2 separate regions of the Homo sapiens genome follow, and region 1 is linked to region 2. A link is an interaction called in ENCODE POLR2A ChIA-PET data of the cell type or tissue named here. Cell type or tissue: IMR-90. All regions are shown on one strand. Each heading gives the region's core, and the rest is flanking DNA. Links, peaks and the distances in the headings are about the cores only.

Region 1 (8,683 bases), core at 2,763-5,262, 800 kb after region 2:
GGTCCCTGAATCCTTCGGGCCTTCCTGTCACTTGGCCTCACTTGTGTTATTTTCTTCCTCTGGAATAGTCCTGAAAATTCCTTTCTCTCATGCCTCTAATCATTTTATAAAGCATATCTCAGCACATCCTCTGTGCAGCTTTTTGGTACCTATTTTGTACATAGTACTGTCCTGACATGCTTTACCCTTTGAAACTATTCTGAAGACAACTGGCATATTCTTCCCCAAAGCTCCCCGTGGGCCTCAGATTTAGACCTGACAGTCTGTGAGAACTTTTGAGAGGGTTGTGAAGGTGTCTTCTTTTCCCTGCCAAACTCAGCACAGTGCCCGGCACATTATCATATTATTACTAATGAAGTAAAAGAGCAAATTGATGGTGCACGCACAGAAACAACAACAACAAAAAAGCTTTGGAACTAGATGCAGTTGTTGACACCTGCCTTCTTCAACAGGAATTGTCCTGTAAATGGACATGAACACTGCCCAGATGATGACAATTTTGAGGAACTGAGTGGGTGTGGTTTTCTTTGGTGACCTTCTTTCCATGTTTACTGGCCTCATCCTTGCTAGGCCAGTTTTAACAATCTGACTAGTGGCCTGAAATGACTTACCAGCATTTCAACAATGTTTGGTATAATGTTGTTGTTGTGTTTTAGTTCTTTTTTGTTGTTGTTGTTGTTTGTTTTTTAAATAGATTAAATCAATACATGACTGGAAAAGCCTGCTTGCTTAGGGCGTAACCCAGCACCCCTATCAATTGGACCATTATGTTCCTATTGACGGCATCTCTCAAATCCAGGTGTCTAGAGCTACCATCCACAGGGGGGCTCCAGGGCTCACCTGGGAACTGGCCAACTGGGGATCTGGCTGAGCATTTTCAGGATGTATTATGCTGAACATAGGTCATAAACAGTGAAGTAGGTAAGGATCACTCACCCAGATGAGTATAGCATGGCCAGCCACTGAAGGTAACATGAATGCCCTGATGGTTTCAGCATCCCTGGAAAAAACAAATAAATGTGCAAGGCAAAAGGTAAACCAAGATAAAGCTCAAATGCACCTACAGAAATTGCTGTCTTTGTTTTCCTTTTGCAAGGGGTTGCAACTACTCATGCTTCCACCTGCTGCAGAGGGGCAAACCTGCTCTTTTCAGTAATTGAGGAAATGCTATGTGAGTGGCTCAAACCTTACCTGGACTCTTCCTTCCTGCATTTACTGACATTTTGAAGCCAAAACCCATTACCTTAAAATTGGCTAAATAAGGTCTTTCCAGTTAATTTTGCCTATAAAACAATTTTCCTATTCAAGAACACTGAACACCGAACTCCATCTCTCATAAAGAGGCCATTAATTCTCTGCTACTGCTCATTATTCTTATTAACTATTCGCAGACTTTTTGCTGGAGGCAAAATGTATCTATTAGAACCAGCAAATAGGGATTGCTAACATGCTGAGGCCAACGTCCTCACCCAGGCACTCAGCAAAGCCAGCGACATTGGACTCCACCAGCTGGGCTTGTGCGAAGCATCTGTGCCGTCAAGAGCCCGACAGGGAAGGTGGGAAGGCAGGCTGCTCTGGAGAGGGAGGCGTTGTTCAGATTTTCTTATTCAGAGCCCTCTGTCTTGAATGTGAAGAGAAAACAGAAGTTTTCTAAGAGTAGAAACTGATCACTTAAACTTTTCTTTAGTTATTTATATTTTTTAATGGGAAAAAATGGTTTATATGAGAAGAGGGTGAAAAAGAGAAGGCATGGTGCTCTGCTTCTGGCACTCCTTGTCAACTATAATAAAGTGAAAGAGATAGTAAAGAAATGAACATTTCTTGGGTAATTAACTTATTTAATTCTTACTATTGGCTTAAAATAACTTTATTGAAGTATATTTCACATTTCATAAAATTTACCCATTTCAAATGTGAAATGCAGTAATTTTTACTAACCTTATCAAGTGGTAGAATTATGACTATCATAGTAAATCAGTCCTAGAACACTTAATCCCCCCAGTAAGGTCCCTTTTGCCCATTTATAAATCATCTAATCCATACCCCTTCCCCTAACCCCAGGCAACCACTAATCTACTTTCCACCCCTATAAATGTACCTTTGGGAGACATTTTATATGAAGGAACCATACAAGATGCAGTGTCTTGTGTCTTCTTTCATTCACTCAGCCCAAGGATTTAAATTCATCCGTGACATAGCATGTGTCAGCAGTTCCTTTTTTTTCATTGCTCAGTAGTAGTTCGTGTATGGATAGAATGTGTTCTGTCTGTCCATTCAACAGTTAATGAGCATTTAGGTCATTTCCATTTCTGGCTATTATGAATAATGCTGTTATGAACCTTTATGAACATCTATGTGCAGGTCTTCCTGTGGACAAGTTTTTATTACTTTTGAATATACAACTAAGAGTGGAATTACTGAATCATGATGTATTTTAGGTTTAACTTTTTGAGAAACTCCCAAACTCTTTTCCAAAGTGGTTGCACCATGTCACATTCCCACCAACAATGTATGAGGGTTCTTATTTCTCCATAACTTTATCAAAATGTCTGTCTTCTTTAGTAAGCTATTCTAGTGAATATGAAGTGGTATTTTGTTGTGGTTTTAATTTGCATTTCCCTAGTAAATAAAATATTGAGCATCTTTCTAATGTACTTATTGGCTATTCATGTCCTCTTTGGGATGATACCTATTTGTATCCTTTGCCCACTTTTAAGAAATGGGTTGTTTGTCTTTCAATAATTGAGTTGTAAGTGGTTTTTGTAAATTCTGAATGCAAGTTCTTTATCAGATTTCTGCTTTGCAAATATTTTCCCCTAATCCATTGCTTGTCTTTTTATTTCCTTAATTGTGTCTTCTGAAGTGCAAATGTTTCAAATTTTGATGAGGCCCAATTTACCTTTTTTTTTTTTTTTTTTTTTTGGTATCCTATGTAGGAAATCTTTGCCTAGCGCAATGTCTCAAGGATTTTCTCTTATGGTCTCTTATAAAAAATTGTTTCATCTCTTCACTAATCACGTTGAGTTAACTTTCATATATGAGGTGAGGAGCTAAGTTAATCTTTTTCATGTGGATATTCAATTATTCCAGCACTATTTGATGAAAAGACTACTTTCACCAATGAATTCATTGCCTTGGCACATTTGTAACACAATCAATTGTCTATATACTTAAGGGTTTATTTTTATAGTCTCAACTCTGTTTACACCTAGCATGGAGTTTCAGTTCTCCAGATGAGGAGCTGTGGCTGGTCAGTGTAGAACAGGCTTCCAAAGCCAGATCTTCCCTTTTTTTAATATTCATAATCTTTCTTTTTACTAACTATACAATATTGGAAATATTACTTTTTTTTTTTTTTTTGAGATAGAGTCTCGCTCTGTTTCCCAGGCTGGAGTGCAGTGGCGCAATCTCGGCTCACTGCAACCTCCGCCTTCCAGGTTCATGCCATTCTCCTGCCTCAGCCTCCCAAGTAGCTGGGACTACAGGCGCCCACCACCACGCCTAGCTAATTTTTTGTATTTTTAGTAGTGACAGGGTTTCACCATGTTAGCCAGGATGGTCTCGATCTCCTGACCTCATGATCCACCACCTCGGCCTCCCAAAGTGCTGGGATTACAGGCGTGAGCTACCGCGCCCGGCCTTAAATATAACTTTTAATGTTATAATATTGGTTAAGGGATCAGGAATCTAAGGTTTATCTTTAGTGATAGACTTATTATGAAGAAGGCTGTCCATTATCTTTTTATATTAGGAAGGGAATTTAAGTGTACAGAGGCCTCCTCTTTCATTTAGTCAATGATAGTGCAATAAAAATAAACTTATTTATTCATCCATACAACAAATCTTTATTGAGTTTCCACAATATAGAGGAACTCACAAGTCTGTTAATAACAAGTATTTATGGTATATCCTTCATGTTCTTCTCAGGATGAACCTGTTATAAAGTGCTACTCCCCATCTTCTGACAGGCGTCAATTTGACCACATGTTCCCAATTATCTACTCCCTTCTCTGCACCCCAGCAGGGCAAGGCTCAGAAGCCATAAAGACTCTGGTTTGGAACTCAACAAGAACTATAAAAAAGCACCAGGCCTGAGGCAAAAATCTGTCTCCAATAGCAAATTCTGCCCTGATTTGTTATTTCACATCTGTTCTCTTGCTTGCCTGGCTCTATTCCTTTAGTGCCTGAGAATTTCTTAGTCCCTGAATATTTCCTTCATCTTTTGACAACCTGCTTTTCTCTGCTTTGTTTGGTTTTGTGTGTGTTTTGAAGTCCTCTCTCTCTACTCCGCCTGTGTCTGATCTCCTCTGCTGATGTGTGTGATGACCTCTTAATTTGACCTGCACCCTTATCTCCACCTCTTTGGCTTGGGTGCATTTCCACTAGGAACTGCATGATTCCAGATGCTCAGCTCAGCCTTAACCATGAAAAACTTGGTTCTGACCTGGAACTGCCTTATTCTTGAGTTCTTAGGATCTGTCCTCTGCCTCCATTAATGTCACCAAGGTCAGAGTATTATATATAGGTCGGTGGTTATTAAGAATATGGGCTCTGGGCTGGGCACAGTGACTCGTATCTATAATCCCAACACTTTGGGAGGTCAAGGCAGATGGATCACTTGAGTTCAGGATTTTGAGATCAGCCTGGGAAACATGGCCAAAACTTGTATCTAAAAAAAAAAAAAAAAAAAAAAAAAGCCAGGTGTGGTGGCACACACCCATAGTCCTAGCTATTCAGAAGGGCTGGAGTAGCCCTAGCTACTTGGGAGGCAGAAGCTGTAGTGAGCCAAGACACACTACTGTACTACAACCTGGTGACAGAGTAAGACCCTGTCTCAAAAAAAAAAAAAAAAAAAGAATATGGCTCTGGTCTAAGACTTTCTGGGTTATGGCTGGGCATGGTGGCTCATGCCTGTAATCCCCGCACTTTGGGAGAACAAGGTGGGTGACTCACCTGAGGTCAGGAGTTCGAGACCAGCCTGGCCAACATGATGAAACCCTGTCTCTACTAAAAATACAAAAAATTAGCCGGGCATGGTGGCAGGCACCTGTAATCCCAGCTACTCAGGAGGCTGAGGCAGGAGAATCACTTGAATCCGGGAGGTGGAGATTGCGGTGAGCCGAGATCGAGCCTCTGCACTCCAGCCTGAGCAACAAGAGCTAAACTCCATCTTAAAAAAAAAAGACTTTCTCGGTTAAAACTTTGGATATGCATCAGAGAAATGCAAATCAAAACCACAATGAGATACCATCACACACCAGTCAGAATGGCTGTTATTAAAAAGTCAGGAAACAACAGATCCTGGTGAGGCTGCAGAGAGAAGGGAACACTTATACACTGTTGGTGGGAATGCAAATTAGTTCAGCCACTGTGGAAAGCAGTTTAGAGATTTCTCAGAGAACTTAAAACAAAACTATCACATGACCCAGCAATTCCATTACTTGGTATATACCCAAAGGAAAAGAAATCATTCTACCAAAAATCACATACACTTGCATGCTCATCACAGCACTATTCACAACAGCAAAGACATGGAATCAACCTAGGTGCCCATGGACCGTGGGTTAAATCAAGAAAATGTGGTACATATACACCGTGGAATACTACCCAGCTACAAAAAGAGTGAAATCGTGTATTTTGCAGCAACAGCAACATGGATGTACCTGGAGGTCATTATCCTAAGTGAATCAACACAGAAACGGAAAACCAAATACCACGTGTTCTCACTTATAAGTAGGAGGTAAACATTGGGTACACATGGACATAAAGACAGCAACAACAGACACTGGGGGCTACCAGAGGGGAGAGACAGGGAGGGGGGCAAGGGTTGGAAAACTGTTGGGTACTATGCTCACCAGCTGGTGGACAAGATCAATGGTACCCGAAACCTCAGCGTCATGTGATATATCCATGTAACATTCTGCATGTGTACCCCCTGAATCGAAAATGAAAGTTGGAATTATAAAACAAAAACTTTGAATATATCCTTTCCTAGTTACGTAAACTTGGGCAAATGACTCAGTCTTTCTGTGTCCTAACCTCATCCACAAAACAGGAAGAATAGTCATATTTACCTCATGGGGTTGTTAGAATTAAGGGAGATAACTCACATACAATACTTAAAATAGTGTCCAACACATGATAAGCTCTCAATAAAATTGAGCTGTTTCTATACTATGGCTAAATCCACTCTGGGAACCCATCTCCCTGCTTCTAGGCTGGGTTCCCTACAATGCATTCTCCACGCTGTAGCCACAGCAACTTTTCCAACATGCAAATTTATAGCATCACTCCTCTTGCTTCAGGTGAAATCTGCAGTTGTGACCTTGTCTACAAGGCCTTTCCTCACCTGTCTCTGCACCTTCCTTGGAGTCATCAGGCCAATTTCTTAAGAGTGCTATAGTGATTTTTTTGGATGTTTTGAACTTTTTTTTTTTTTCAGCATCACACTACTTCTTGCCTCTCTGCTTTCTCTCATACTGTTCCTGCTGATTGGAACAAGCATCCCTTTATCTAGGTAACTCATGCCTTTATCTAGGTAACTTGTAGCTAACCTTCTGGTCTTAATCATCAATTCCTCTAGGAAACCATTTCTGGTTCACCAAAACAGTTTATGTACATTTTTGTATGCTTCCATAGTACCTTGAATTCCTTATCGTGAAAATGATCATATTCTATTATGCCTTTCTCCTTTCTCTTTCATTAGATTATAAGTTCTTTAGGCCAGAGGCCTCCTCTATACTGCTCAGAGTTTTACTTCTAAGTCCTAACACAGTGTTCATAATATAAAACGCTTCCAGAAACACTGTATTGGGCTTCTAAGCATTTGACGATTGTTTGCAATTGTACATGGAGGAAAGGCAAAACACAGACCAAAATGTAAGAATATTTATTGCCAGACTTACAAATAGTATTCCATGCATTCCATGAAGTAGCTTTATGTTTAAAAAGGATAAAACTAGAATAGTTTTATTAATGCAAAAAGACAAATGGAAGAGGATTGTAGAGCTCTCTTACTCGTCTGTTTATCTTCATAGAAGACGCCATAAATCTTGGGTGAAAAAAATCAAACACATGGCAGAGATGGAGAGAGAATGGCAGGGTGTTGGCACAAACATAGTACCTCTGGAAGATTGGCTGCTTCTTTAGGATACCCAGATGATGGCCTGTGAAATTGCCACCTAGTATAGAGTTCATAGGTGGTTTTCATGGGAATGTCCCCATGCATTTCATTTATCTGTCACTTTTGTTTACTCCGATTTATATACTCATCTAATTTGGCTTGACATAATCAGGACATGGCCATGAGAAACAAGAGGACATGTTTTAAATATTTCATTTAATACGAAAGTACTGGATACAGCCTCCTGTTCCTTTTTATTAGGGAAGTAGACATGGACTAACCACCATTACTCACAGGCTCAGCATGAATTTATAATAAAATTCTCAAGACATGTGCAATATCTACACATTAACTAATGGAAATTGATTTAGATTTTTATTTATTTTTAACGAGTTGTAATGAACTTTTCTTTTAAGTTGTTCCCAGTCACACATTAGCCCTTTAAGTGCCATACAGTCTAAGAGAAACATGTACACTATAACAACTTATGATGGTGTTTGTTCTACCAAATGTGTTTGGCTTTCCCCAGGCCTCTTGAATGTGACATGGCCCGATTCAACATGGTGGCTTTCTCACTGGCTTGGCCCTATTCCCTGAGAAAAATAACTGCAAAGGCTTGGAAGTCAACTGATTCCAACTTCACTTGTTTAGCGGAAAATTAAGGATTTATAAGAGAGTTATCGTGTCTTTATGAAGCTGTGGTTTCAATGAGCTGAAAATTCAATTCTCTTAATGGCTCTTTTGTATTCAGTTCAGTTCCCAGAGACCCAGAAGGAAGTTTTTAAGAAAGCTAAAGAAAATTTGCTTTAATTCTCATGTTGGATTGTTCTAAAGGTAATGCCTATATATAGTGTGTGATTTCCTTCCTCATTGGTGTCTGTGGCATTTTTTGAGCCTTATCTACTTTAAACCAGTTGTTCTTAATTAGTAAAATATGATCTTCCACCAAATGAGAAAAAGTTCCTGCTGTCTATAAACTGAAATGACTTTTTTCATCTAGAAATGATTTACTTGCATCTTGCCTTACAGAAGTAGTCCATATTGGACTAAGCAAAATATATATATACTTAGAAGACTAAGAATAGTAGTTTACAATGGCTAAAAAGCAATAATTTGAGGGTAGCTATGTTTGAATACTCTGAAATGAATTAAGATATTATCATTCTTAGATGACAAATTACTTAATAAGATGATATGAGTCTTCATGTCACTAGTATGACCTGTACATTTGCAGACTTCTCAGAACAAGTCTGTATGGTCAGTAGGTAATGATTTCCTCCATTATTAATGTTAGTGTTATCCCAAACATGACCCCCTTTGCCTCATCAGTGGCCACTGGCTGATCACAGTTTTACAAATGTTGCCAAACCGTCTCAGGAAGCCATAGAGGTAACATTGCTCATTTCACCTCTTGAGAAAATTAGATCACCTGCTCTTCAAAATGTACTGCCTCCAACCTCAGTCCTCTCTCAAAGTCATATGTAGAAAAATATAAAGAAAGAAATTTTCTTCTTAAGTTCAGGAGCTGGTTATAAGGGTTATTTTTTCCCCCTGTAATTC
Region 2 (8,683 bases), core at 2,213-4,712:
CATTAGGACCCAGGAGCACAGATAATTGGTATTGAGGTTCACATATGTGGTGAATTTCAAGCAAAGAGGTCTCAAATATGAATAAGTGAATAGTGCCCTTAAAGCTTCTTATTCAGAATCTACAAAGTGATGAAACAAAGGCAAAAAAAAAAAAGGTGGGATCCCCGAAACTAGAAAAACCCTAGAAGAAAATCTAGGCAATACCATTCAGAACATAGGCACATGCAAGGGTTTCATGATGAAAACGCCAAAAGCAATTGCAACAAAAGCAAAAATTGACAAATGGGGTCTAATTAAACTCAAGAGCTTCTGTACAGCGAAAGAAACTATCATCAGAGTAAACAGACAACCTGCAGAATGGGAGAAAATTTTTGCAGTCTATTCAACTGACAAAGGTCTAATATCCAGAGTCTACAAGGAACTTAAATTTACAAGAAAAAAAAACCCGGTTAAAAAGTTGGCAAAGGACATGAACAGACACTTCTCAAAAGAAGACATACATGTGGCCAACAAATATATGAAAAAAAGCTTAACATCACTGATCATTAGATAAATGCAAATAAAAACCACAATGACATACCATCTCATGCCAGGCAGAATGGCTTTTTTTTTAAAATTAAAAAGTCAAAAAGCAACAGATGCTGGCGAGGTTATGGAGAAAAAGGAATGCTTTTACACTGTTGGTGGGAGTGTAAATTAGTTCAACCATTGTGTAAATTAGTTCAACCATTGTGGTCTCAAAGACCTACAGTCAGAAACACCATTTGACCCAGCAATCCCATTACTGGATATATACCCAAAGGAATATAAATCATTGTATTATAAAGATACATGCACTACATATGTTCATTGCAGCATTATTCACAATAGCAAAGACATGGAATCTACCTAAATGCCCATCAATGATAGACTGGATAAAGAAAATGTGATACATATACACCATGGAATACTATGCAGCCATAAAAAGGAATGAGATCATGTCCTTTGCAGGGACATGGATGGAGCTGGAAGCCATTATCCTCAGTAAACTAACACAGGAACAGAAAACCAAACACTGCATGTTCTCACTTCTAAGTAGGAGCTGAACAGTGAGAACACGTGGACACAGGGAGGGGAACAACACACACTGGGACCTGATGGGGGTGTGGGTTGGGGGAGGGAGAGCACTAGGAAGAATAGCTAATGGATGCTGGGCTTAATACCTGGGTGATGGTGGTGGGTTCATCGGTGCAGCGAACCACCATGGCACACGTATCTATGTAACAAACCTGCACATCCTGCCCATGTACCCCAGAACTTAAAAGTTGAGAGAAAAGAAGAAAGTAAAAGAAATAAAAAGGTGGATTCCTTTAGGTCACCTTCTTGCAGTTGTACCCTAAATTTAGAGGATTCATCATTGACATGCAGAACACCTAAACCTGTTGATCCATTCTTTTGGGTGTAAAGCTTTAAAAAAAAGAAAGTCTCTTACGGTGTTGGCTTATTTAAAAACAGATGACAAAAGACACCTGGCTTGCAGTTTTGTCTTTATTCTCCAGGACCATGAGGAGCAATTAGCTTTTACAAGTTCATTTCCATAACAACCTTTAGCACACGATATTTCTGGATTGAGTTAAGGATGGGGGCATCAAGAGATGACTTGGCTCTACTCAAGATTCCACGTGGAAGGAAGGGGCAAGCCTAGTGAATGAGTCACACCCTGATTCTGTTCTTAGCTCTCACTTCTCCCACTGTGTGACCTGAGGCACACAACTGACTTCTCTAAACCCTCATCTTATTTCTCTGTAACACGGGGAAGGATAGCCGCTATTTTGTGAGGTTGTGGAGGGGATGAATGGGACAAATTTTGAAAGCACACAGTATCTGGCATGTAGTAGCATTTCATAAATGTGAGCTATTATAATTTTATTTATTTATTTTTTTGAGGCGGAGTCTCCCTCTGTCGCCCAGGCTGGAGTGCAGTGGCGCGATCTCGGCTCACTGCAAGCTCCGCCTCCCACGTTCACGCCATTCTCCTGCCTCAGCCTCCCGAGTAGCTGGGACTACAGGCAGCCGCCACCACGCCCGGCTAATTTTTTGTATGTTTTTAGTAGAGACGGGGTTTCACTGTGTTAGTCAGGACGGTCTCGATCTCCTGACCTCGTGATCTGCCCACCTCGGCCTCCCAAAGTGCTGGGATTACAGGCATGAGCTGCTGTGCCCGGCCGAGCTATTATTTTTATCATGAGGTATATTCCTTGTTCTCTTTTCCCTTTGAGGCAGCTCTTGTTGACTCTTAATAAGCAAAAACCACACGACGACAGTTTTAACTGGCTTACGTAAAGTTCTTACAGATCCAGAGCTGAGTTCATCCACTACAGATGAAGAGGAATTAGTGTGTCTTTTGAATATTAATGAATAAATAACCTCTTTCCTTGTTATTTATTTGTATTCAAAATGCCATTGCTAGTTCTAGTGATAATTATTGAATTTTCAACATTTATAGAAAAACAGCATATACTGTATAAAGATAATTGCCGTATTGGAGTCTTAAGAAAGAGTTAGTTTTGTATAAATATGGAATGCCAGTAATTATCACTAGTGCTACATGTTAAAATTAGAAAGTAGGTAAATAACAAGGACAGTATGTATTCTTTATAATTCAAATGCATGTCAGCTCAATTATCCTACAATTGCATAGACAATAGGTGAACTGTTTTTCTCCTTTAAGGGGAAGACTTCTTTCCGAGTTTACGTTTCCTGAAGTTGAGTGAAGATTCCATGGTTTGACAAGCCAATAGTATGATAATGGGCAATATTATTTAGGAGTGGGCTGATGGCAGGTTTGATCTCTCTGTGCTTGGATTCACTGCCTCAATTCTGAATTATGTTACAACTGCTTAGAATTTTAAAGTTAGAGACCCGCTGTGGAGAAATAAAGTCCTGGCTATGTTTCCATTTTATAATCTCTCAGGCTGAATTTTGAGGCCAGACCTGAGTACAAATCTGTAACCCAGGAATCTCCCACGTGCTCACAAAGTTCCAAGGATACTATTTAATCTCCTCCTTTTCACCAACCCCATCTGCACCCCAGCAGGGAGGTCAGTGGCTACATGAAAGCAAAATCTAAGGCTCTTCTTTGCGCCAAAGCCTGGTCTCCATGTTGTTACAGACCAAAGCCACTCTGAAAGCCGCAGGAGGCTGACCACAATCAATAATCGTTCAGGAAACAAACGCAGGGAAGAGAAATAAGTGACTTATTGAAAAGGCACCCGGAAATGGCATTAGCACAGCACTGCTTCTAATCATAGACTCAGCACCTCAGAGGAACAGCTGAGCAGAGCCTTGTTAAACAAATGTAGATATCATGGGTGTTTAAAGGAAACACGTTACTTTAGGGAAGGAAGAACCTGTTGCATTAAAAATAGAGCTAAGGTAAAGAGCATGTACTTGTAGGCTTGCAGGGAGAAAAATAACAAATGAGGAAAGCCAACACTATTAAAATTAATAGGAAAGATAGAAAAATTAAGCAGCTGGACCATGGATAAACAGCAAAAAAGCCAAGTGTATAAAACAGCTCATCTAAGACCAGAGGAGGCAGAGGGGATAAACAGCTCACCCTGTTGAGGATGTTTACTTTTGCATCTGTCAACTGAAAAGGAAGGAAATGAGGATTTGCCTGAGTCAGAATGAGTTTCCAAGGAAAGAGGATGCAGTGTACCACAGAAAATGGTGGTGATGATGACAGCCAGTCAACAGAAGCTGATGGTGACTTAGCTGGCATGCTGGCCATGGGATGCGAGTGACTGAGGGCTTCAGCTTCCTCATTGTGGGGGACAGAAGGGGATGGTTTAGCAATATCCTCAGGCTTCTACCTTCCCATTTCTCCCACCAATCAGGCATTAGCATCCCCAGTCCTCTGGTGTCCTATGGTTGGAACCCCTGCTCGGTACTCCCTGTCCCATGCCCAGAAGGGGATGCCTTGCTTTCTCATCCTTCCAGCCTATGTGGCTGCAAAATGACACTTGTAAAATGACATGCAGAAGAGCAATGAGACCAATGCCAGATCCCAGAGGGGTCAGGGAGCTCCACCGAGCTTCCCTAACTTGTTCACATCCTGTCACGCTAGCTAATGATAGCATTTGTAGGGCAGCTGGAATAAACATGTGATGGACCCATATCTAGAGGTGACTCTGGCACTCTGGCTGTCCCAACCCCACCCTGATCTGAAGGCTGAGGGGGTCATTATGTGGACCCACTACAACCCACGGGTGGGAAGCTCTAGATCTTGGCACCCCGTCCTCTTGGCTCTGGCTGAGCCACTCAGCTCTTGAATCAGAGGCTTCAGCAGGAGGAGAGGCTCAAATGAGCCCAAGCTGATTAAGGAAGTGGCCATGCTCCACAGAAGGACAGATCAATCTTGATTAGAGTATTAGGAACGTTTCGAGGATGCCTCGACTTAGCAGACAACTGGCATGGTGGCTGTATCAGGGGGGCAAGAGCATCTGTCAAAGATCAGGTTGTAAGGTGAGTCTAAGTGTCTAGGGCCATGGACACTGCACAGCCAGGACAGAAGCCAGCTGCGTGCCAGACGAAGTGTTTTCACAGCTGGGGAAAGGAAAGGCACAGATTATAGGACAGCTGTTTGCAATTGCTTCTGGCCCATCAATAAGGCAAACAGTGACTTAGGAATGGGAAGAGTGAAGAAAGTAAGTGATTTTAGGGAGGCAGTGTGGCAGAATAGAAGAGGCTCAATAGGCTTTCACATAATGCAGAAGGAACTTGAATCCTGCCTCTGCCATTTACTAGTTGTGTGGCTTTAGGCACCTTCCGTAACCTCTCTGAGCCTATTTCCTCACTACTTATGATAACATCTCTTTTACGGAGTTGTTGCATATATTAAATAAAAACATGTCTATACCTAGAATACTATAGAGTTTCAATAAAATATTAACCATTCCTCTTTACTATGTATGCTGTTTAAAGCAGAAATTGTGTAGTAGTAGTAGTAGTAGTAGTGTGTGTGTGTGTGTGTGTGTGTGTGTGTGTTGGGAAGAGGGAACATTAGACTTATCTGAAAGTTTAGAAAATACTACAGAAAGACACATCCTTATTGATTGACAGATATTCTCCTGCAAACACTCTGTCTTCTCCCCATTGTGTAGACTCTGGAAAGTTATTGTAATTGTTGATTTCAGGTCAGCCTCTACTCTACCTGCAGCTTGGTCTCTGGTTTTCAAATTCTGTAGAAATTTTTACAGCTGTTTGACTTCCTTAGACATGAGACATGTACTAGATGGCAATAGCAGGGGACGTATCCCCTACACTCCTGTCCTGGTCCAATGCCTAACCCATGGGGAACACTCAATACATTTATTTGAACTGAAATGAACCTGGTTGGTGGGCGAGGCCGCTAGGGGTAGAGGCAGTTGGGGAGGAAGGTGGCAGCCATGTGCATGTTGGAGATATGTGAGTAGCTTTAGGTATCTGGACCCCAACCAGCCCAGTGAAGAGGGTAGAGATGCAAGACTTGTAGATATGACATCAGAGGGTGGCAAATAATCTGGGTCCCTAGCATGCTGGGCAGCCTGAGGCGACGGTCCGGTCAGCCAGGCTCAGCCAAGCCCCTGAGAGCATCTCGCAGGAGGTACCGTTCTGTCCCCAGCTGAGAGGCACTAAGGCTTTCCCAGCAGAGGTTCAGCCCTACCAGAGCCGCTCAGGGGAATGTGCAGAAGGAGGACAAGGGAAGCAACTACCTGACATCACTCTGCCCTGCTTGTCAAGACAAAACAACATGAATATTAATTTCTCAGGCATAATAAGGTGTGGAGGAGCAGGAGTGGGCAGGGCCATTGTGTGGGAGGCTGCTCCTTCCTGCCATTTGTCACCGGCAGGAGTGATAGATGGTTCTTCCAGGCAGCTTCCCAATTAGATGGATACAGCCACCCCAATTAAGAGCACGTTGGCCATCTGCTTCGCAGGTACGATGGCATTAGGTGCTTTGGGCGGGGCTCAGGCCAGACTTTGCAAGACACTAGAGGAGGCAGGAACGCTCACATACACATCGGTGAGCAGAGGCCACAGGCATCACTGAGGCCAATGCCTAGGCCTGTCAAGAGGATTGTACCTGCAGATAATCTGCCAATGTACTTATAGCCTTTTGCCAGACTCACTACCAATAACTAACAATTATCTGTAAGACAGTGGCTCTTGATTGGTGAGCATCAGAATTATCCAGGGAGAGTGTTTAAGAATACCACTCTCCCGACGCACCCCAAACATTCAGAGTTGGACTTTCCACACTTGATCAGGGTCCAGGACACCTGGGTTCCACTTGATTACGGCTAATTAGGTTATTTATTTAATGAACAGCTCATTAAGATAGTCATCTGAAATTTGAAGTGCTTTCAACAACTTTCATTCATTCTCTCATTCATTCATGTAAGATTTTTAGAGCACCTAACAGATGCTAGGCACTATTCTAAGTCCTGGGGGTACACCAATGAACAGAGCAGAAAAATCCCCCTGCCCCATTCATTTTGTTCATGTGAATACTTTCTTGGTGAGAGTGATTTCAGCTAGCACATAGTTTAGAGAGAATGCTGCAGAGGGAGGCAGATAGCTGAGTTTCAGGGTTAACCCGGAGTTGCAGAGTTGCGAGGCCTGCTCCTGAACTTTCTGAATGAAGCTTTGTAGCAAGCCTTTAAAAAAAAAGTAACCAAGAAGGTCTGAAGATAAAGCAAGCCAACCTTTTCCTGCAGGAAAAGATACACGCATAGAAGATCTGTGCAGCTAGAGCTAATGGCAGCTTCCATGATGATCCCAAGTGGAATAACTATATAAGGTGTGGATTCTGACCCAGAGGAGTTTATAATCTATCCTGGGGAAATGAATAAGACCCAAGAACAGAGAAGAATACAAACACACGATAAGAGGTAAAAAATTTTGTTGAAGGAGGGAGCAGAAAAACTTAAAGCAGCTGGGGCAGACTTCATAGCAGGCAAGTTGTAGGGTGTTGATTCAGGCCTGGAAGGATGGATGGGAGGGTCTGGACAGGTGGGAGATGTGGTGGGAGATAGGACAAGGCACAAGCAGAGTCTCAGCGGGCACAGCAGCAGGCTGGAGGCAGGACACAGAGGCCAGAGCTGGAGTTGAGGCCAAACAGCCCTGGGTTTGAATCCTCCTTTTGTCACTCACTGGCCGTTATAGCTGTGGAGAGGATACTTATCCCCCTTTTCCAGGTGTGGAAACTATGGGTAAGAGACATTGACAGCTACCTTGAGTTTTCGTGAGGACTAAAGGTTTTATATCTCAAGGACCTGGCGTGCCCCCAAGGTGCTGGATGGGTGTGTTTCGAGCTTACTAGGTCTGAGATACCACGGGCACACAAAATGTTTTTAAAGAACTCCAAAACATTCCCTCTTTATCTCTCTTGGGACTGCAAAAGGTTGATGCACTGGAATGATTTGTGGCTTCACTATGAATGGAGTCCCCTTATCGCAGAGTTCATTATCAGAAGGCTTTAGTGGATATGAGAAATGTTGTTTCTTCAATTCTCAGGGACAGATAAGCAAGCAATCTCAGAGGGGTTTTCCTAGACAAGGCTTCTCTCCCTTTTGTTAGGGCTGAAGAAGCTGGCAGGGGGACACCCCCCAGCAGTGCTTCTCACCACTGTAAAGCTGATAGAATATTAGATTTTCATGGGTCAACGGATAAACACAGTATATATATATATATATATATATGTAACTTCCAACCAACATCCCTTCCTTTGGAAAGGGCTTACCTGGCCATTTTTGGATATTCTTGCTTTTTAACCTGGGACCTTGTAGTTTTCAGGAGAAGTGGCATTTGATATGTGTGACCTGGGCAAAAATTATTTAACTATTAGGGTCCCCAGCTCCCTCATTTATAAAAGGGGAGACATCATTATTCCCATCTTACAGGGTGAGGTAGGCAGAATAATGTACCCCCTCCTAAGACATCCATGAATGTGTGAATGTGAATGTGTTATGTTACATGGCAAATGGGAATTAAGTTGCAGATGAAATTGAGGTTGCTAATCAGCTGAAATTGAGATGAGGAGAGTATCCTGGGCCATCTCGGTGGCCCAATGTAATCACAGGAGTCCTTATAAGTGGAGGAGAGGGACAGCAGAGTTCAGGTCAGAATGACGCAGGGTGCAAAAGATCCCACCAGCCCTAGTTGGTTTGGAAGATGGAGTTAGGGGACATATGCCAAGGAATCCAGGCAGCCTCTGGAAGGTGGAAAAGGCATGGAAGCAAATTCTCCCTAGAGTTTCCAGAAGGAACACAGCCCTGCAGACACATTGATTTAATTCCAGTGAAATGCATTTTGGACTTCCGACCTCCAGAACTGTGAAGATAGTTAATTAGTGTTGTTGTGAGTCACCCCATTTGTGGTGAGTTGTTACAGCAACAATGGGAAGCAAATGCAGAGTTAATGAGAGAATGACATATTACAATGCTTTCTTGATCTGTAACCTTGGGCAAGCCCCTTGATGTCTCTGTCCCTCAGCTTTCATAAGTATAATATGGGAATGATAAGAATGGCTATCTTATGGAATTGCCTAGTACACATGAAGTGTTGGAATGCTGAGACATAGTAAGGGCCCTGGAAGTGTTGGCTAACGGTATTACTATTATATAATTACTATTATATAAAGCACATAGACTGGCCATGT

Evidence for each region. ChIA-PET counts read pairs that join two places held together with the same protein. Peaks named below come from ENCODE experiments on the same cell type or tissue, not always from the same donor. Only the 100,000 strongest peaks of a DNase experiment are listed, where the experiment ranks them.
Region 1: POLR2A ChIA-PET joins it to region 2 with 5 read pairs; 2 of 35 experiments call an interaction of 5 or more read pairs at or near these places.

What each region holds. Positions count from the first base shown.
Region 1 is chr11:127,614,858-127,623,540 of GRCh38, forward strand. No RefSeq gene overlaps it. Among named protein-coding and RNA genes, the nearest start is that of LINC02712, 350 kb to the left of the region's middle. In IMR-90, for the core only: no CTCF peak of the experiment used is centred there; no DNase peak of the experiment used is centred there.
Region 2 is chr11:126,813,629-126,822,311 of GRCh38, forward strand. All of the region lies in intron 1 of KIRREL3 (kirre like nephrin family adhesion molecule 3), which reads right to left. Among named protein-coding and RNA genes, the nearest start is that of KIRREL3-AS2, 120 kb to the right of the region's middle. In IMR-90, for the core only: no CTCF peak of the experiment used is centred there; a DNase peak (open chromatin) is centred at 3,653; H3K27ac peaks cover 245 bases.